2 separate regions of the Homo sapiens genome follow, and region 2 is linked to region 1. A link is an interaction called in ENCODE POLR2A ChIA-PET data of the cell type or tissue named here. Cell type or tissue: GM12878. All regions are shown on one strand. Links, peaks and the distances in the headings refer to the core of each region. The heading gives the core; the rest is flanking DNA. Region 1 has its middle 43 kb from the start of SAV1. Region 2 overlaps SAV1 (salvador family WW domain containing protein 1).

Region 1 (11,459 bases), core at 3,026-5,525:
TAACCCTATTTGTAAGTTTGAAATGATTTCCAGTTAAAATGTTTGAAGTGTTATGGATAAAAAAATGTACTAAGTGTGGTGTCAAGCACCTTAATCTTCCTTGCCCTTCTAGCTACTCTGAAGAATAGATGGTATTCTGAGTAAAAACTCACTAGAAACCATTTATGCTAGCCTAACCATACACCTATAGTTTATTATGAAAAGTTCAGCACTGGCCAGGCACAGTGGCTCACGCCTGTAATCTCAGCACTTTGGGAGGCAGAGGCAGGTGGATCACAAGGTTAGGAGATTTGAGACCATCCTGACTAACACGGTGAAACCCCGTCTCTACTAAAAATACAAAAATCAGCCGGGCATGGTGGCGCGCGCCTGTAATCCCAGCTACTCAGGAGGCTGAGTCAGGAGAATCGCTTGAACCCGGGAGGCGGAGGTGGCAGTGAGCCAAGATCGCACCATTGCACTCCAGCTTGGGTGACAGAATGAGACTCCTTCTCAAAAAAAAAAAAAAAAAAAAAGTACCATATTCAGTGCTGTCTAGTGACAAGTGTGGTCACTCATCTTAGCACTATTTCTCATATCATTCCTTCTTTTGTCCTTGCCCTCTCCCCACCCCTTTGTCCTGATTCCTATGTATTCTCCAGATACTACATGTAAATTTAACAGTGTCCATGCAAGTCACAGTGGGTATAAGCAAGAACCAGAGGTGGATGTGGGCAGATGGTTGATGTGTATGAAAACTGGTAGGGTCAGTGTTTGGGAGTAAAGGCTTTTTTGAAGTGGAGATGCTAAAGTAGATTTGTTGGAAATATTTTTTCTTAAATGATGGTCAAAAAGCAGGATATTTAAAATAAGCAATTCTGAGGTAGTTCACATAATGGTGAAGTGGGTAAAAGAAAAAGATCACAAGACATTAGAAAAAAATCAATGATCTGAAAGTCCAAGATTTGGAATTGCCTTTCCCTGACCCCGCCCCCATCATTTCATCAAATCTGTACTTGCCAAGGTTACCATGAACCTCTTAAAGTTGCCCCACTCCAACCTGCTCTCCCCACACAGCCTCCAAATAGGATTCTTCTAAAATAAGACTGAATGTCACACTACTGTTTAAGAACACCCCATGTCCTCAAGTCTCCATTCTTTTTTAAATCGACAAATAAAAATTGTACATATATATCTTATGCAATGTTTTGAAATACATATACATGGCTGGGCACGGTGGCTCACACCTGTAATCCCAGCACTTTGGGAGGCTGAGGCGGGCGGATCACGAGGTCACGAGATCAAGACCATTCTGGCTAACATGGCGAAACCCCATCTCTACTAAAAATACAAAAAAAAAAAATGAGCGGGGCATGGTGGCAGGCACCTGTAGTCCCAGCTACTCAGGAGGCTGAGGCACAAGAATGGCGTGAACCCGGGAGGCGGAGCTTGCAATGAGCCGAGATCGCACCACTGCACTCCAGCCTGGGCAACAGAGCAAGAGTCCATCTCAAAAAAAAAAAAAAAGAAAAAGAAAAGAAATACATATACATTGTGAAATAGCTAAATTGAGCTAATTAACATATATAACCTCACATTCTTATCACTTTTGTGGTGAGAATACTTAAGATTTTAAATTCTTAAGAATACCTTCTGATTAATTCATAAAGTAATAATTAGTGAATTTAGCCATACTAAACTCTGTTTGGCTTCTCAAAGGGCAACAGTATCTCTTGCTATGTTGTCTATGTATTGAGTAGGAGGAAAAGGCAGGACAAATAGTTGCTTCCAGTTAACCATCCTCCCCTTCCTCCTTAAAAAAAAGAAGGCTGAAATTTGACCATGCATGTTATTACCCAGCTATAAGACTATATTCTCTAGCCTCTTTTGCAGCTAGATGTGACCATGTGACTAGGTTTTGGCCACTGATATGCAGGAGGTCTGGGAAGACTTCTTAAAAGAGGGGATAAGCTGGCATGATGGCATAATCCTATAGTCCCAGCTACTAGGGAGACTGAGGCAGGAATGTCACTTAAGCCCAGGAGTGTGAGACCAGCCTGGGCAGTATAGTGAGATCTTGTCTCTAAAAATTTTTTTTTTTTTTAAATTTAGCCAGACACAGTGCCTGCAGTCCTAGCTACTCAGGAAGCTAAGGTGGGAGGATCCCTTAAGCTCAGGAGTTTGAGGCTGCAGTAGCTATGATTACTACACTGCACTCCTGCCTGGGCAACAGAGCAAGACCCCATCTCCAAAAATAAAGAGGGGGAATACACCTGTTTTTGTTCCTACTGCCTAGAGTGAAGATGATGATTGAAGATCTAGCAACTATGTTGGACCATAAAGATGAGGGCCACCTCCTATAGATGGCAGTGTAGAGAGCTGGAAAGAGCCTAGATCTCTGACAAATTCATTTAGCTATCATGTGAGGCCTCAATTCCTTCTGGACTTTACGAAAAAGGAATAAACTTTTAGTTGTTTAAGTAACTATTATTTTGGATTTTCTTATTATATGCAGCCAAACCTTATCCTAATTGAGACCTAGAATTAGTTGGATATCGGGGAAGGATAAAGTGGTCTTGATTTTCCAGCCTGACCCTAGAGAAGATACAAGATGTATGCAATTCTAGAAAAGATGAAGTCCAAGAAAGGTAGAGTTTAGTTCTACGGTTGGTTTCCTGAAGAGAACAGGGCAATTTTCACGTTTAAACGTGATACATCCACCTGGGGAAAGAAAAAGTGGTAGAATCTTGCGGGGGAGAGAAAGCAGCAGCAGTAGCCTGCAGTGGTGGAAGCTAATTAAATGCAGCAATTTTATTTTTATATTGATGCCCAGGGTGACAGCCCTTGGATTCCACTTTTCAAGCAGTACTAAATTGGCTGTACTTTGACCCTGAAATAAGACTGCGCTTGTCTTCATTGACCAGAGATAACTGGAGAAGTAAACATGTGGTATTGGGGAGAAGAAACTGACATTACTGCTCCTAAGATTTCCAATAGGTGTCTGAAAATGGGGGCTTTAGAAAAGAAGCCACGAGGTTTTTGCCCACAGAACAGTATGATCTGGACATAGGCACAAAGAGTTTTCTACAGATGTTCCCATCTACTTAGGAATAGCGATTCACAGTGGAACCTATAAGAGGAACCCCCAAACAAGTAGTAGACAACAAATGAGTACACCTTTGAAGATTTCCTTTGAAAAGATTATTTAAGCTTCTTTATACTTTCTAGAAGTACAAAGTACAAAATTAACTACAGGGTTTTTATTCCACTCCCTTCCCCTAGTTAGACATCTTTTCTCCACCTTAGCCCACAAGGTGATCACTTCACTGGCTGGTAAATTGTCCATTGCAATCTGTAAATGAGCCAAGATTGCTGTGTGCTTTGCTCAGGCCATTCCTCTCATGGCTATGATACCACTGACAGGGAGATATATAATATATATGTAGAGAGAATATATACATTTGTATATTACAGTATAATATATACATTTCCATATTATATATTTGTATATAATATACAAATTCAAGCCTCATTACTACTGATTTTCCAACAGATCAATCCCAAGCAGTAGGCTATAATTAGAAACAGATTAGACATTCCTTGTTGCAGTCATCTACCTACCTCCTGGCCACCTCCCTCACTGATTTTAGAACTTGGGTCACTGTCTTTTTCTCACTACTACCTCTATCACTACTCTTAGTGCTTTCAATATCTCATATTTGATATATTTGAATTGTGGAGAGAAAGATGAGACCACACTCTACCTTGTCAATAATTTCACTATCTCTGGTCTTTATTTCAAGCATCCAAGACTTTGGACATCCATCTTTCTTCTTCTTCACTTCTAAAATTTGTTTCCTCTATCCATTGATCCCACCACTTTTCCACTGTCCACCACTAAGCCTTACATCTACCTCATGTCCTCATGATCTCTTTACTCAGCTTATGTTCCATGATCTATCACTAGAGCCACTTCCCCTGAAACACAATCACTTTGCTTGCCCCTATCTACCTTTATGACATTTACCTATGGCAATCCCAACTTCCCAACCCTGGTTAAACTAAACTCTTTTCCTATTCTGCAATTACACCAAAGCAACTGAAAATGGCCAGAGAAAGACAGTCAGCTGCTCCAACTGGCCTCACTTTAAATTCATAATCACTGATTTCAACATTGCTTAACAATTCCATTACTTTACAAAAAAAAAAAAAAAAAAAAAAAAGAGACAGGATTTCATAGTCACCCAGACTGGAGTGCAACGCAACAATGTTAGCTCACTACAGCCTCAAACTCCTGGGCTCAAGGGATTTTCTTGCCTCAGCCTCCCCAGTAGCTGGGATTACAGATATGCACCATGACGCCCAGCTTTTAGAAAGTTTCTCACTATTGGCTGGGCATAATAGCTCACCCGTGTAATCCCAGCACTTTGGGAGGCCGAGGCAGGCAGATCACAAGGTCAGGAGTTTGAGACCAGCCTGGCCAATATGGTGAAGCCCCGTCTCTAATAAAAATACTAAAATTTTTAGTGTGGTGTGGTGGCACACGCCTGTAGTCTCAGCTATTTTGGGAGGCTGAGGCAGGAGAATCACTTGAACCTGGGAGGCAGAGGTTGCAGTGAGCAGAGATCGTGCCACTGAGTCCAGCCTGGGCAACAGAGCGAGACTCCATCTCAAAAAGAAAAAAAAAGTTAGCTGGGTGTGGTGGCGGGCGCCTGTAATCCCAGCTACACAGGAGGCTGAGGCAGAAGAACTGCTTGAAACCAGGAGGCAGAGGTTGCAGTGAGCCAAGATCACGCCAGTGCACTTCAGCTTGGGCAAAAGAGCAAGACTCCGTCAGAAAAGAAAAGAAAAAAGAGAAAAGAAAAAAAGAGAAAAGAAAAAAGGAAAGCTTCTCACTATCCAAGATAATGGTTTCATATGTCCTACTCAAATCTCCAATACCTCCAATTCGTCTTTACTCTCAGTAAGTTGATTCTCATAAGAGAACTACTCATTTAACCACCACCAACTCTACCCACTTCCTGCATCTCTTAATAATTTGTAATTAATAAACTGCCCTTGCTCCCTAGGCCAAACGCCTTTGTGAACTAGATCCTGTCCCTTCTCACTTTCTCAGGATGTTTTCTTACAATTAGTATCTTACATTATTAGCTTTCCTTTCTCCATTGTTCCCAGTAGTAACTCTCGTTTTCTTCAGAGTGCTTCAAAGGTCCCTAGCAGAAGTTGAGCAATTTCACTCGTGAGTTCTATTGTCTTGAAATTTGTCTTGGACAGGACAGGACCAGCTATCTATTAAAATGTCTTCATTAATTATATTTCAGGATCCCACACCATTCTACTTTTTCCCCCCGGTACAAAAAAAAAATCATTTCTTGACAAAGAATATACAAGCAAAATAGGAAGAGAAGTTCTTCATGTGTAAACATGACATCATTTACAGTGTATCTATTTCTTATCTTCAGGTGGCTATTTCTCATACTTTTTCCTAGAGGTGGTCTTGCTCTGTTACCCAGGCTGGAATGCAGTGGCACAATCATAGCTTACTGCAGCTTCAAACTCCTGGGCTCAAGCAATCCTCCCACCTCAGCCTCCCAAGTAGCTGGGACTACAGGCATGTGCCACCATGCTTGGCTAATTTTTTTTTTTTTTTTTTTTTTTTTTTTGTAGAGATGCAGCCTCACCGTGTTGTCCAGGCTGGTCTCAAACTCCTGGCCTCAAACATCAGATCATAAATTTAAGAAGTTCTCTAGCTGTCTGTAGCATTTTTGCAAGTCAGCTCATTTTTGGCGAAAATGGCAAGAGGATTGGGGGTACATTGGGTAGAGGTTTAGGGGAGGAGCAAAGAAGGCAGCAAGAACCCGAGTCTGATGTGGGCAGGTGGTTGATGTGTATGAATTCTTGGTACTATTGCTCCAGGCCTGCCACATTTGTATATTCTTTTTTGAATATATATTCCTATCTTTTTATCTTTTGTGCAAGTTCTTTTAACATTTGAGCTTAATGGAGAGCTCTTTGTCCAACCACACAGGATTTAAATAATTCCTCTCTTACTTCGAGAGCATTTGCACTTCCAGATTTTGATAGTATGTGATTCCTTTTGGTTCATCTTTCCCTCTGTAGGTCTCATGACAATATAATAGTGTCTTTTGAGTTTTGTGAGATGTACTTCTTATAGTCTTGGTCAACCATTTAACCATGTCTATTTTTTTTCTCTCCCTATTAGGATTCTAACTCTAATTTGGGTCAATTTTCCCAAGCTTCCCATCACTAACTTTTGCCAACAATTCCTCTTTGTTAGAATTAAGTAGAGTAGGCCGGGCGCAGTGGCTCACGCCTGTAATCCCAGCACTTTGGGAGGCCAAGGTGGGTGGATCACCTGAGGTCAGGAGTTCGAGACCAGCCTGGCCAACATGGTGAAACCCTGTCTCTACTAAAAATACAAAAATCAGCCAGGCGTGGTGGTGGGAGACTATAATCCTAGTTACTTGGTGGCTGCGGCAGGAGAATCGCTTGAACTCGGGAGGCAGAGTTTGCAGTGAGCCAAGATTGCGCCATTGCACTCCACCCTGGGCAACAAGAGCGAAACTCCGTCTCAAAAAAAAAAAAAAAAAAAAAGAAGAATTAAGTAGAGTAGCAGTTCCCTATTTGTTGCTTCTGTCTTCCAGGAGATAAACCTATCAAGACAGTAAATAAACATATTAACACTTGGTGAACATTTATTTTGGTCATTTCACATGGACCAAGCATATCAGTACCATTATATTATTAAAATTCAGAGAACATTGTGGTATAAGTATTTATATATTTCTCCTATGAAGAAATGGAGATTCAAAGAGATAAAATAACTTAATTTGTAACTTACTTGATCATCTCATATACAATGTATAATACTAGAAACTGGAAATAGACAAAGTCCTTGTTTCATGGAGCTTTTAATACTACGGGAAAGGCAGACCAACTAGCAAAGAAGTTAGCTTCACCAGAACTGAATGTACCGAGAGTTGAAGATGGGTGCTCCCAATAATATTAGAATATATTCAGATAAATTCATGCTACCTGGCAACACAATAGAAATCTACTATAAGTTTGATGATTGAGACAGATAGGAAACAAACTAAAAGCACATTGGAGAGAAGAACATAATGACTAGAAAAAAAGCAGCAGAAAGCTTTACCATACTACAGACCAAGTCAATAATTTATCATTATTCAGCTGTTTAGTATGAGAGGATTTACAGGGACAACTATAAGTAGCATAGTGGTTAAGAGTATAAAGTCAGAGAAAGAAAGCGCTCTGTACAAATTCTGATTGTGCTACCTACTAACTATATAGATTTGAAAACAAAACAAACAAAAAACTTAATATTTAAACCCCTGGCTTTGATTGACTGCATTTGTAAGACAAGGATGATAATGCTAATCTTGTGGGACTTGTGAGGTCATAGTAAATATATGCTAGTAGTTCTCAAAGTGTAGTCCATGGAACCTAGGAATCTAAGACCCATTTCAGTAGGTCCATAAGATTAATTTCATTAGAATGCGTTATTTAGCCAGGCACTGTGGTTCAGGCCTGTAATCCCAGCACTTTGGGAGGCCGAGGCAGGAAGATCACTTGAGGCCAGGAGTTCAAGACCAGCCTGGGAAACATAGGGAGACCCCATCTCTACCAAAAAGATATTTTAAAAAAATTAGCTGGGTGTGGTGGCACACTCCTGTGGTCCCAGCTATTCAACAGGCTGAGACAGGAGGATTTTTTCTGTCTCATAGCAAGCTATGATCACACCACTGCATTCTAGCCTGGGTGAGAGCAAGATACTGTCACTAAGAAAAAAAATAAAAATAAAGATTAAAAAAATGCATTATTTGCCTTTTTCACTATGCTGACATTTGCACTGATTGTACAAAAACAATAGTGGGTAAAACTGGTGGTATCTTAGTATGCATCAAAACAATGGCACCAAATTATACGAACAGTCATGGTATTTTCCTCCACTACACACTCTTGATCGAGGCAGCAAGGGGAGTAGGGGAAAGGAAGCCAGTTTCACTTAAGAATTTTCTTGATGCAGCCAGGCACGGTGGCTCATGTCCATAATCCCAGCACTTTGGGAGGCTGAGGTGGGCAGATCACCTGAGATCAAGAGATCAAGATCATCCTGGCCAACATGGTGAAACCCCATCTCTACTGAAAATAGAAAAATTAGCTGAGCATGGTGGCATGCATCTGTATTTCCAGCTACTTGGGAGGCTGAGGCAAGAGAATCACTTGAACCTGGAAGGCGGAGGTTGCAGTGAGCTGAGATCGTGCCACTACCCTCCAGCCTGGAGACAGACTGAGACTCCATCTCAAAAAAAAAACAAAAATAAAAAAAAGAATTTTCTTGATGAAGCAGTAAAAAAAAAAAAAAAGTTAATTTTATATAATCTTGACCCTTCCATAGACATATTTTTAATATTCTATGCAATGAAATAGGGAGTACACCTAAAGCGCTTTTGCTCCATACCAAAGTATATGCTTGTCTCAAGGAAAAGCACTTATGTGATTCTTTGAGTGTGCTAAACTAGCTGCTGTTTTCATGGAACACCATTTTTACATGAAAGAGTGATGAAGAGACAAACCCTAGTTATTCAGACTTTAATATCCAGATAGCATTTTCTTGAAAATGAATGAAATGATTCTATAATTTCAAAGATGATTGACTACATGCTCAAAGCTTTCAAGAAAAAAATTAGAATTTTGAGGCCGGGCACCAGTGGCTCACACCTGTAATCCCAGCACTTTGGGAGGCTGAGGCGGGTGGATCACTTGAGGTCAGGAGTTCGAGACCAGCCTGGCTAACATGGAGAAAGCCCATCTCTACAAAAATACAAAAAAATTAGCGGGGCGTGGTGGTGCATGCCTGTAATCCCAGCTACTCGGGAGGCTGAGACAGGAGAATCACTTGAACTCAGGAGGCAGAGGTTGCAATCAGCCAAAATCATGCCATTGTACTCCAGCCTGGGCAACAGAGTGAGACTTCATCTTAAAAAAAAAAAAATTTTGTATTTTGAAATCGTGTGTCTGCCATTGTGGCCTTGACAGTTTTCCAATATTTAAAGAATTTTCAGGTTAAAAATCGGTGGTGATATTTATGAATATAATTTTAAAATATTGTATAATTGTATGAATCAATGAGAGGATATATATAACCCAGTAACCAATATTTTCCATATGACCAATGCTTGATGTTACAAAATCATGCATGGATGAAAGATCCATTCAAAGTCCAAGATGGACCAATGGATTCTAATATTAAGAGTAGAGGCCGGGCACAGTGACTCAGGCCTGTAATCCCAGCACTTTGGGAGGTTGAGGTGGGTAGATCATGAGATCAGGAGATCGAGACCAGCCTGGCCAATATGGTGAAACCCTGTCTCTATAAAACTACAAAAAAGTTAGCTGGGCGTGGTGGTACACACCTGTAATCCAAACTACTCGGGAGGCTGAGGCAGGAGAATCGCTTGAACCTGGGAGGTGGAGATTGCAGTGAACCGAGATGGTGCCACTACTCTCCAGACTGGCAGCAGAGTGAGAATCCGTCTCAAAAAAAAAAAAAAAAAAGGTACAAAATATGATTTCAGATTCTACATTTCAACTTACCTCTAAGAAACTACTACTTGTTTGATTTGGTTTAGTATCACTGAAGACTATCTATATCAAAAAAGATTAAAATACTTTTCCCTTTTCTAACTACAGTACTTGCCTCTGTGAGATCAGGTTTTTTTCCATATACTTCAACCAAAATGATACATGATAAAACAGAACAAATGCAGAAACAAATGGGATAATTCAGCTACTCTCTATTAAGCCAGACATTTAAGAGATTTCTTCACAGCTCTTCTCAAATACTTTGTTTTGGAATATATGTTTATTTCTCATGAAAGTATGTTATGGTGTTAAACATGAAATAGGCTTATTTTCAGTATTTTAAAATATATAAATACTTTAAAGTTTTTCTCTTCTAACATGATAAATGTTGCTAGATATAATTCACATAAGCAAAATCTCTGAGGTCCTCAATAGTTTATAAGAGTACAAAGTAATCCTAAGACCAAAAATTTTGAGAACCATTACTATATATTCACATATAATTACATATACAATTACTATATATATGATATATAGTATATATACAGACAAATCAGATCTTTGGTCAACCTAGTATTAGTTGATCCATTTTTCACCAAAAATTACCTTTTTGTAGTACCTTAAACCATTGTTTGAAATATAAATCCCACTCATTTTTCAGCAGCTAGAGAAACAGATACATTATGTACAGAGAAACAAAAATAAAGATGACAGATTTTTCATCAGAAAGAATGCAAGAAAATATTGCATCTATACAGTACTGAAGGAAATGAAACTAGCCTCAAATTCTTTTTTTTTTTTTTTTTTGAGACGGAGTCTCGCTCTGTCGCCCAGGCTGGAGTGCAGTGGCGGGATCTCGGCTCACTGCAAGCTCCGCCTCCCGGGTTCACGCCATTCTCCTGCCTCAGCCTCCCAAGTAGCTGGGACTACAGGCGCCCGCCACCACGCCCAGCTAATTTTTTGTATCTTTAGTAGAGACGGGGTTTCACCGTTTTAGCCGGGATGGTCTCGATCTCCTGACCTCGTGATCCGCCCGCCTTGGCCTCCCAAAGTGCTGGGATTACAGGCGTGAGCCACAGCGCCCGGCCGCCTCAAATTCTTTACCCAACGAAGATATCTTCAAAAAATGAAGGTGAAATAGGAACTTTCAGACATAAGCTGAAATATTACATTGCTAGTAGACCTCCACTGTAAGTGTTTAAAAAATTACAGAGTGATACCAATTAGAAATGTGAATCTAAAGAAACATCCATACACACACTCACACTCACACACACACTCACACACACACTCACAAGAAATGCCAACTACGTTGGCAAATGTATTAGTTTTCTCTTGGTGCTGCAACAAATTACCAAGAATTTAGTCATTTAAAAATACAGATTTATTATTTTATAGTACTACAGGCTCGAAGTTTAACATTTCATTGAGAAACATACGTGCGCGCACACACACACACACACACACACACACACCCAAGATGTCAGCAAGGTACATTCGTTTCTACTTCTTTGTCTTTTCTAGCTTCTAGAGGTCACTTACACTTTTTGGCTCATGGCCTCCTTTTTCCATCTTTATAAGTCAACAACATTATATTTCTGACCCTTTTTCCATAATGACCTCTCCCTCTGATTAGAGCTGGGAAAGTTTCTCTGCTGTTAAAAACATGCTGGAAAGATGCTCTGAGGACCCCTCAGAGACTGTTTTCGGTGTACGCGGGCACCCAAGTCCCCGGCCTCCTTGGCACTGGGCTTCGGCTGCGCACCTGGAAGGTGGCTCCCTGCCCTGGGGTTAGGTTTCAAATGCGTTGTCCAGGGAAATCCTCACCAAGGAGCGGACCTTCGAGTGAAGGC
Region 2 (11,459 bases), core at 5,709-8,208, 67 kb after region 1:
AACAACATTTACCATCTTAACCATTTTTAAGTGTACAGTTTGTTGGCAGTAAGTACATTCACATTGAACTACCTTCTTTTTGCCTTAGGTTTTTATTTTTTTCTCATACTGAAAATCTTGGTTCCTGTTGACAATTATGTAACTATTCATTTGCTTTATCTGTAGCATAACTAGCTTTAAAAATAGTATCATCGACAATATGATTACTGAATAAAACAGAAGATTTCTTTGTAGTTTATTTTTTAAATTTAGGATATTTCCCGATGAGGAAGTACAATTTATTCTCTTTGGGCCGGGCACAGGGGCGCATGCCTGTAATCCTAGCACACTGGGAGGCTGTGATGGGAGGAATGCTTGAGTCTAAGGGTTTTGAGACCAGCCTGGGCAACATAGTGAGACCCTGTCTTTACAAAAAATAATAAAAGAAATTAGCCAGGCTTGGTGGTGCATGCCCATAGTCACACCTACTTGGGAGGCTGAGGTGGGAGGATTGCTTGAGCCCAGGAGGTTGAGACTGCAGTGAGCCGTAATTGTGCCACTGCACTCCAGCCTGGGTGACAGAGTGAGACCCTGTCTCAAAAATAAATAACAATAAATAAGTAATACATAAAATTCACTTTGAATTAATTTTTCTGAAGTATGCTTTAGCTGCTTCATGTACTCTTAGATTTGTTTACTTCATTTTGTTTTCACTTTTTAGGGATTGCTTTTTCTAAATTTTGATTTAATTTTGTTGTAAGTTACATAGGATATTTAAAAGGTTGCAAAATCAAAATGATAAAACAGAATGCATTTAGAAAATTAATTCTACCCCTGTCCTCTTCCACCCCATTTCCTTCCTCCCCCTGTAAATACCCAATTTTATTAATTTTTGTTACATATTTCATTGCAACACTTTATGAAAATAGATACAAATTACATATATATGTAAAATATGTATTCATATTATTCTCTTTCATATGTATTGTGTTAGGTTTCTGTAGCTGTAAAACACATTACTTCCAAACTCATTGGCATAAAACAATAAACATTTATTATCTCAGTTTCTGTGGTTCAGGATTTTGGAAGCGGCTTAGCCAGGTCATTCTGACTCAGGATCTCTCATGAAGTTGGAGTTCACACACGTCAGCTGGGGCTGCAGTTATCCGAAGCTTCGCTCTGGCTGAAAGATCCATTTCTTTCTTTCTTTTTTTTTTTTTGGAGACAGAGTCTCTCTCTGTTGCTCAGGCTTGAGTGCAGTGGCGCGCTCTCGGCTCACTGCATCCTCCATCTCCCAGGTTCAAGTGTTCTCCTGCCTCAGCCTCCTGAGTAGCTGGGACTACAGGCATGTGCCGCCACGCCCAGCTAATTATTTGTAATTTTAGTAGAGATAGGGTTTTGTCGTCTTGGCCCGGCTGGTCTCAAACTTCTGACATCAGGTGGTCCATCCACCTTGGCCTCCCAAAGTGCTGGGATTACAGGTGTGAGCCACTGCGCCCGGCCAAAAGATCCGCTTCTAAGTTCACTCACAAGGCTGTTAACAGGAGGCTTCAGTTCTGGCTGAAGGCCTCAATTCCTCACTCATGGGCTTCTCATGATATGGTATCTGGTTTCCCCCAGGGTGAGTGATGAGAGAGCAAGTACACTTGACCAAGGCAGAAGCTGCACGGTCTTTTATATCCTAATCTCAGAAGTCACACACCATCCTTTCTGCCATAAACTATTGGTCACACAGACAAGGGTGTGAATCCCAGGAGGACAGGGATAATTGGGGCCCAGGTTCACCTTACTGGCTGGCTACTACATATATGTATATATGGTGGTGTACTGTCCAGACTCTTTTTTCACATAATACATCCCGAATATTATTCCAGGGCAATAAATAGAAATCATCTTCATTCATGTTTACAGCTATATAATATAGTACTCTGTTCTGTGCGTGTAATAGTGTAATCATCCAGTTTGCTATTATTGGACATTTGGTTGATTTCTAGCCTTTTGCAACTATAGATGTTGCTGCAGTGACTAGCCTTATGCATATGCATTGTATGTTGTATTTAAATAAAAACAGTTTCTTAAACCACATGCCAATAACCCGTATTTATCCATACACTTACATATCCTTCTTTAGAATCTGAGTTTGAATTGAAGCATTTACCTTAATTTTAAAGTTTCTTCTAAATTACCTTTTGTCACTGGGGTCTGTTTCATTTGCCTTTCTTTAAAGGTAAACTTGATGTTTTCATTTTGCCTTAGTTTCCAGCCAACTGTAATTTTAAAAGCTCTTCAAAGTCAGCTGGGAACTTTTGACTAGTAGATGTTTTGCTCTGGCATGGTACTCCTTCACACCTCAATGGTCACCCAGTCTTTCTTATTTTGACCATTCTGAGATATTCTAAATTTGGCAGTTAGGGCCTTGGGTTGACTGGCAGTCTTCTGTTAACACACTAACTTTTCATTTAAATGCTGTATCCTTGTACCTTTCAGGCACAGGGATTCAAATTTATGTTAAAATTTTGTCTGGGGTGCAACTGTTACAAATAATGAGGATTAATAATAGTATGAACCACATACTGTCTTCCTAGGACTGTGTTAGAACATGCACCAGCAATGATAATACATCTGTATTTGCTGCCTAGTGGCTAACAGATTTACTCTCTTGATTATAAAAAACACCTTCGTTTCAGAACTAGTAAAATATGGGAGTGAAAGAGGCAAAATAAGTCCAAAAATCAAGGAAAATATTTATGCAGTTTCTGTCTCATTGATGTGTGTATCTCCTCCACTAATACTACACTGTCTTTATTACTGCAGCTTATTTATTTAACACTTACTATGTGCTTTATTCTGTAGACACTGTTCTAGAGACTGGAGATGTATCTGTGAACAAAACAAAGATTCCTGTCCTAAGAATCTTCTTTGTGGGATTCTTGTAGGTAAATAAACAAACTAAAATTACATAAGTTAAAAGGTTAAAGTGCTTTTTAAAAAAGTAAAACGGTAAGTAGAAGCTCAGCAGATGTAGACTGCCATAGTAAGAATAAGCTTCATTGAAACATTTGAGAAGAGGCTTGAAGAGGGTGAGAGTGAGCCAAGAGAATATCTGAAGGAAGAATCTTCTAGGGAGAATAAACAGCCAGTACCTGCCGTGTTTGAGAACAGCATCCAGGAGGTGAGTGTAGCTGGAACAGAGTGAGCTAAGGGTAAAAAAAATAGCAGCTTAAGTCAGAGAAGAAATGGAGGTCTGATCATCAGTAGGGCTTCATATTGAAAGTTATACAAGAGATAACTTTCATCAAGTAATGAGACAGTAAAGATAACTTGTACCAAATATCAAGGAAAAAACTTACTGAGCTCAGCCAGTATCACCAACCTGTGGTGAACCAAATAAATACTTCTTGTTTTAAGCCACTGAGTTTCGGGGTGATTTGTTATACATATGCTATTAGTATTCTTTTTTTTTTTGAGACGGAGTCTTGCTCCGTCGCCCAGGCTGGAGTGCAGTGGCGCAATCTCGGCTCACTGCAACCTCCGCCTCCCGGGTTCACGCCATTCTCCTGTCTCAGCCTCCCAAGTAGCTGGGACTACAGGCGCCCGCCACCACGCCCAGCTAATTTTTGTATTTTTAGTAGAGATGGGGTTTCACCGTGTTAGCCAGGATGGTCTCGATCTCCTGACCTCATGATCTGCCCGCCTCGGCCTCCCAAAGTGCTGGGATTACAGGCATGAGCCACCGCACCCGGCCAACTATTAGTATTCTTGTGTGAGAATAAAATTATGCAGCCAGATTATTCTTTTAAAAAGTATAGTAAATTTAACTTTTTTCAAGTTACACAGTTCTGAGTATTAACATATGTATAGATTTCATGTAATGCCTGTGTAATGAGAATACAGAACATTTCAAACACCCTCTAAAATTCCCTTAGGTTGTCCTCTTATAGTCAACTCCTGTCCCTCACCTCCAGTTCCTAGCAATCACTGTTTTCTGTCCTAGTAGTTTTGTGTTTGGAAGAATCTCATAAAAATGGAACTGTACAATTTGTAGCCACTTGAGACTGGCTGCTTTCCCTCAGCATGATACTTCTGAGATTCATCTTTGAGATTCTTGCATGTACCAATAATTAGTTCCATTTTATTCCTGAGTAGATTTCACTGTACAGTTGCACCACAGTTTGTTTATCCATTCTGTTAAAGGACATGTGTGTCATTTCCACTTTGGGGCAAATATGAATACAGTCATTGTAAATATCCACAAATGGGATTTTGTGTGAAGATGACTTCTCATTTCTCTAGGGTAAATATTTGGGAATGGGATTGCTGTAGCATATGAAAAGCATATGTTTAACTTTATAAGAAATTGCTAAGCTGTTCTCCAGAGTGACTGTAGCATTTTGCATCCACACCAGCAGTGTATGGGCATTCCAATTGTTCTGTATCCATGTAAGCACTTGCATTGTCAGGTTTTGTTTGGTTTTTTGGCCATTTTCATAGACGTGTATTGTCATTTCATTATGGTTTTAATTTGCATTTCTCTCACGGCTAATTATGATCCTGAGCATTTTTTCACGTGCTATTTACCATCAATATGTTGTCTTCGGTGAAGTGCCTGTTAAAAATTCTTACCCCCCTTTTTTTTAACTGGGTCGTTTTGTTTTCTTCTTCTGTTTTTGTTTTGAGAGAAGGGGTTTCACTCTGTTGCACAGACCGGAGTGCCGTAGCTGTTCACAGGCATGATGATAGTGTGCTACAGACCTGAAATCTTGGGCTCAAGTAACCCTCCTACTCAGCTTCCTGAGTAGGTTGAACTACAGGTGCGTGTCACTGCAGCAGGCTCAGGGTTGTTTTCTTAATGTTGAGTTTTGAGAATTCTTTGTATATTCTAGGTCAGAGTTCTTTGGCTAATAATGTGATTTGCAAACATTTTCTCCCTGTTTACAGCTTGATTTTCTTTCTCTTAGTGTCCTTCACAAGCGTTTTTAATCTTGACAGAGTTCAATTTAATCAGTATTTTTTCTTTATGAGTTGAACTTTCAGCATCATGGTAAAAAAAAGTACTCTTTGTCTAAACTAAACTCATGAAAATTTATTCTATTTTTTTCTTGTAAAAGCGTTATAGTTTTAAATTTAGATATATGATCTATTTTTAGTTAATTTGTATGTAAGGTGGCAGGTATAGGTTGTGATTAGGTTTTTTGCATATGGATGTCCAGTTGTTGCAACATCATTTGTTGGAAAAACCTTTCCCCGCTATTGCCCTTTCACCTTTATAAAAAAATCAGTTGACCATGTCTGTGTGGGTGTTCTTCTGGATTCTCTGTTTGGTTCCATTTATCTATTTGTCTGTTCTTCTGACAATACCATACTGTCTTGATTAATGTAGCTTTATAGTAAGCCTTAAAAATCAGGTAGTGTGAGTCCTTCAACTTTATCCCTTTTTCAAAAAAATTGTTTTGGCTACTCTAGTTCTCTTTTGCCTTTCAGTATACATTTTAAAATCTGTTTAATAACTATCTGTATCTACAAAAACTCCATGGAATTTTTTTTTTTTTTTTTTTTTGAGACAGAGTTTCACTCTCGTCGCCCAGGATGGAGTGTAATGGCGCGTTCTCAGCTCACTGCAACCTCTGCTCTCGGGTTCAAGCAATTCTCCTGCCTCAGCCTCCCGAGTAGCTGGGATTACAGGCGTCCGCCACCACGCCCGGCTAATTTTTGTGTTTTTAATAGAGACGGGGTTTCACCATGTTGGTCAGGCTGGTCTCAAACTCCGGACCTCAGGTGATCCGCTCACCTTGGCCTCCCAAAGTGCTCGGATTACAGGCGTGAGCCACTGCGCTCGGCCGGAATTTTTATTGGAATGACAGTAGTCTCGCTTTATCCATGGTTTTGCTTTCCACAGTTTCAGTTACCTCTGCAACTGCAGTCTGAAAATTGATGAATATGGTACAAGATCTTTCAAGAGAGAGGGAGAGAGATTACATTCACCCAGTTTTTATTATAATAATTGTTCAATTTTATTTTTGTTAATCCCTTACTGTGCCTAATTTATAAGTTAAACTTCATCATAGATACGTATGTATAGGAAAATACACAGCATACACAGGGTTAGGTACTATCTGCAGTTTCAGGCATCTACGGGAGGTCTTGGAATGGATCCCCCATGGATAAGGGGGGGACTCCTATAAAGATAAAGATAATTTCAGGAGAATTGACATCTTAACTTTATGTCGAATCTTCCAATCCGTTAATGTGATAGGTTTTTTATTTCTTTCATCAGTGTTTTGTAGTTTTTAGCATATTGGTCCTGCACAATTCTTTGGAGCTATTATAAATTATATTATCTCAATAACTTTTGTTTCCAGTTGTTGTTTGTTAATATATAAATATTAATTTTTGTATGGTGACCTTAACCCTGCTACCTTAAGCTTACTTAATAATTCTAGGGCACAGCCAGATTACTTTTAAGAATTTATAACCGGGAATGGTTTTACAAGTTCATTTTTACATTTTTTTTAAAGCTGAAATGTCAAATCTTTAATCAGGGGAAATTTTCTTTTTCCCACTTTTCTTTTGGCAGTATACATACTTAAGTAGCTTTACTGCCACAGGTTGATTATCCCTTACCCCAAAATGCTTAGGACCAGAAGTGTTTGAGATTTTGGATTTTTTTTTTTATTTTGGAATATTTGTATGTACATAATAAGATATCTTGGGAAGAGATCCCAAATCTGAACATGAAATTCATTTATATTTCATATATACCTTCTACACATAGCCTGAAGGTAATTTTACATAATATTTTAAATAATTTTGTGCATAAAACAAAGTTTTGACTGAATTTTGACTATGACTCATCACATAAGGTCAGGTGTGGAATTTTCTGCTTGTGGCAACATGTCAGCTCTCGAAGTTTTGGATTTTGGAGCATTTCAAATTTCAGATTTTTGGATTAGGGATGCTCAACCTGTTGTTAAGTGTTTGTATGGCCTGTTGATGGAAGCATCAGCCAAAAAACCCTCTACTAATTTCAAAGTCTAGTTCCTCCCCCTTTTTATAATTCCTTAATAGTAATACCGACTAGTTTTATGAAAACCATCATAATGGGCATAATCATGAATTTAAATAGAAGAGTACAATCAGGATAGTTAATGTTGTGACTTTGCTAGCTGGCACATTTTTTGCATTGAATAATTGTTCTGTTTCTTCTCTATCATTTTCTCTTTCCCCGTAGGTATTGGGAGAGTTGCTGCTACATCTTTAGGAAATTTGACTAACCATGGTTCTGAAGATTTACCCCTTCCTCCTGGCTGGTCTGTGGACTGGACAATGAGAGGGAGAAAATATTATATAGATCATAACACAAATACAACTCACTGGAGCCATCCTCTTGAGCGAGAAGGACTTCCTCCTGGATGGGAACGAGTTGAGTCATCCGAATTTGGAACCTATTATGTAGATCACACAAATAAGAAGGCCCAATACAGGCATCCCTGTGCTCCTAGGTACAGTATCAACTTTATTTTCAACTTTTTGTTTCGGGATTGTCTAATGTTAGGTTTTGAACTGATATTTTCATCTAAGAGAATAGCATCCTAAAGCTTGAGATTTGAAAGCCTTATATTTCAAAATTTACATTTTTCTCTGGACATACATTTAGTAATAAATGACTTTAATAAGTTAAAAAAATACTTTTCTCTTTAAAAAAACCTCAAAAACAAGATCATTGTTCTTATGATCAGATTCTGCTGTAGTAATGCCAGAATGTTTTTGTTATAGGTGTCCAGAAAATTAAATAATTAAAGCTTCTGCCTTCTTACACTTAAATTTTTACAAATAATAACAGACCTACCCCCTAAGTCAGAATGTACAATTGAATTATAACATTTTGCTGTTTATTCTATTTCAGACATGATTGTATGTTCTGTTTCTTGCTATTACTAGACAAGAAAGTGAAAATTGGGACTGAACAAAACATCCCATTTCTGTTTAATAAATATAGCCAGTAATTCTTTGTGCTGTTTTGATTGATACTGGGCTGGGTAGATCTGCTTTGTTGCCAGACTTTTAGCCCTGTGCTGCCTGATAGCCAGTTGTCACGTGTGGCTGTTGAGCCCTTGAATGTGATTAATATAAATTGAGATGTGCTGTAAGTGTAAATACACACTGGATTTCAAAGTACATAAAAGCTAGTATTAGTTTAGTAATGAAGTTGCAAATATTTCAAATTAACCACATTTGAGCTTCAAAAGCTGAGCCACAAGATTAAAAATGAGTAAAATATCATCTGCATTTTGATAAATGTTGCTTAGTGTCATCTGGCATAATACAGTTTTTTGGTTATAGTGGACATTTGTATTTTCTTAGAACCATTAAAATAGTTATGAAAATGTGTTTTAGGATTATCAACTGGAAAACTAAGCTTTATCATTATTGTGTTGTTTTAATTATTTTATGTATTTGGATTTATTAATTCAACTTTGAAAATCTGTTTTTTCCCATGATTCCATGTAGTGGCACCCAATCAGTGTTTATTCAACTACTGAGGTTGTTGTCCTTTGAAAGAATCAAACCTGTGGTGTGGTCATCAGGTGGCAATGATTGTTGCAGTCCAGATAACCAGATTTGAGAGTTTACTTTTCTGTTCGTTGACATGGTTTGGCTCTGTGTCCTCACCCAAATCTCATCTCAAATCGTAATCCCCATGTATCAAGGGAGGGACCTGGTGGGAAGTGATTGAATCATGGGGGCCATTTCCCCCATGTTGTTCTGGTAGTGAGTTCTCATGAGATCTGATAGTTTAAAAGTGTGTGGCAGTTCCCCCTTCTTTCTCTCTCCTGCCACCACGTAAGATGTGCCTTGCTTCCCCTTCATCTTCTGCCATGATTTAAGTTTCCTGAGGCCTCCCAATTATGGAACTGTGGGTCAATTAAACCTCTTTTCTTTATAAATTACCCAGTTTCAGGTAATTCTTTATAACATTGTGAAAATAGACTAATACAATCATCATTAACCTTATGTTATTACAGAATTTTAATAGTTTTTTAAAAGCAATTTCATAATTAGTTAATTTACTTCTCTCAGCAACTTGGTAGAAGTTGAACAAGAGAGAATAAACGCTGCCCTTAAGCTCACATATGTAGTATTACTAGTTGTCTGGTTGTCTATCTTAGGCCAATCCTTATACAAAATTCTTGACTTACATTAGGTCATTTAATCCTGAGAACAACCACCTGTGGTATGAATTTATTATTCCACTTTTACAAGTATGGAGGCTGAGGCTTAGGGATAGGAGGAGTTTTGCTTACATTTACATAGTTTGTAAGTGTTAAAGCTGTGGTTCAAATCCAGGCGTACCTGACTTCAAAGTCCCAATTCTTCTTCACCCCCAGTTGTACTATCAAAGAACATTTTCCTTTGAACCTATTTAGGAAAGAAGAGTTGAAGATAGAATTCAGTTCCATTTGCATATTGATCTTTTAAAATTGTTAACCACAGCATAATCTAACCTTATTTTAATCCCAGTTTAGTAAACAGTGACCTTTTCTAATATACACATGCATTTTTTTCTCCCCATTGTTATATATACACCACATTTTCTTTTTTTTCTCCCTAACTTTTATTTTAGGTTCAGGGGTACATGTGCAGGTTTGTTACATGGGTAAATTGCATGGCTTGGGGATTTGGTACAGATTATCACCCGGGTAATAAGCATAGTGTCTGATAGGTAGTTTTTCTTTTCTTTTTTTTTTTTTTTCTGAGACGGAGTTTCACTTTTGTTGCCAAGGCTGGAGTGCAGTGGCGCGATCTCAGCTCACCTCAACCTTCGCCTCCCAGGTTCAAGCAATTCTCCTGCCTCAGCCTTCCAAGTAGCTGGGATTACAGGCATGCATCATGAAGCCTGGTTAAGTTTTGTATTTTTAGTAGAGACGGGGTTTCTGCATGTTGGCCAGGCTGGTCTCGAACTCCCGACCTCAGGTGTGAGCCATCACGCCCGGTCCCTGATAGGTAGTTTTCAATCCTCATGCTTCTCCCATCCTCTGCCCGCAAGTAGGCCTCAATGTTTATTGTTCCCTTCTTTGTGTCCATGTGTACTCAGTGTTTAGCTCCTACCTATCAACATGTGGTATTAGTTTTCTCTTCCTGCATTAATTCACTTAGGATAATGGCCTCCAGTTCCATCAGTGTTGCTGCAGACTACATGCTCTTGTTCTTTTTTATGGCTGGGTAGTATTCCATGGTGTCTGCATACCACATTTTCTTTATCCAGCCCACCATTGATGGGCATTTAGGTTGATACCGTATCTTTGCTATTGTGAATAGTGCTGCAATTAACATGTGCACACGTGTTTCTTTATGGTAGAATGATTTCTATTCCTTTGTAGAAATAGTCCCATTAATGGGACTGCTGGATTGAATGATAGTTCTAAGTTCTTTGAGAAGTCTCCCAACTGCTTTCCACTGTGACTGAACTAATTTATGTTCCCACCAGCAGTGTATAAGCATTCATTTTTCTTTGCAACCATACCAGCATCTGTTATTTTTTGACTTTTTAATAATAGCCATTCTGATTGATGTGGAATGGTATTTATTTCATTGTGCTTTTGATTTGCATTTCTCTAATAAGCAGTGATGTTGAGCATTTTCTCATATGCTTGTTGGCCACATATACACATAAATCTTTATGTTTGAAGGTGCAGACCCCTTTTGGTCTCAAATAGACCCTTTTGGCCGCTTCGAGTTCAGCTATTAACCTTCAGGTGGTTCAGTGCTTTCCTTACACTTTCCCATATAATATCTCCACTCCCCACAGCATACACAGGCTATTAGAACTAAAGTATGGTCTTTTTTTTTTTTAATCTCTGTGACTTAAAATAGGTTCTGATCAACTCTGACTCCCATATGTTCTCTTGAGTTGGTAAAAGTTGAAAAGTTATCTGCATTGGATAGAGATATTTCAAACACAATACTCACTGCTGCGTCACTACATATCCTAACCCCCATTTTCAGCCTACGGGAGGAAGGAAACATCCTTTCTTAGAAACTGTCAACCTTTCTGATATGAATTTACAGCTGATGACTATTTCTTGTGGGAATTTACTATTCTAGTTTTAAGCCTTTGTATAAAGGTTAAAACTTAGTTCCAGCTTTTTCATATCCTCCTTTGAACCTGTTTTTGAAAAGACTAAATACCAGCCAGAAGAAATATCTTAAAAATACATTACCTTTCAGGTGGTGTAAGTCAGTTTGGACAGAAGGCACACTGAAAAATGCTTAAGTATTATTTGTTCTTTATAATTTCTTGTTTAGATTTTAAGACCTTTATCCTAAAGAATGTCACTCCTTTCTTCTTAGTGTACCTCGGTATGATCAACCACCTCCTGTCACATACCAGCCACAGCAAACTGAAAGAAATCAGTCCCTTCTGGTACCTGCAAATCCATATCATACTGCAGAAATTCCTGACTGGCTTCAGGTTTACGCAC

Evidence for each region. ChIA-PET counts read pairs that join two places held together with the same protein. Peaks named below come from ENCODE experiments on the same cell type or tissue, not always from the same donor. Only the 100,000 strongest peaks of a DNase experiment are listed, where the experiment ranks them.
Region 2: POLR2A ChIA-PET joins it to region 1 with 10 read pairs; 8 of 35 experiments call an interaction of 5 or more read pairs at or near these places.

The regions. Positions count from the first base shown.
Region 1 is chr14:50,705,542-50,717,000 of GRCh38, reverse strand. It overlaps the pseudogene ZFP64P1. Among named protein-coding and RNA genes, the nearest start is that of SAV1, 43 kb to the right of the region's middle. In GM12878, for the core only: no CTCF peak of the experiment used is centred there; no DNase peak of the experiment used is centred there.
Region 2 is chr14:50,640,763-50,652,221 of GRCh38, reverse strand. SAV1 (salvador family WW domain containing protein 1) reads left to right here. Exons shown (of 5, transcript NM_021818.4): 3 at 7,208-7,478; 4 at 11,329-11,459. Among named protein-coding and RNA genes, the nearest start is that of SAV1, 22 kb to the left of the region's middle. In GM12878, for the core only: no CTCF peak of the experiment used is centred there; no DNase peak of the experiment used is centred there; H3K27ac peaks cover 236 bases.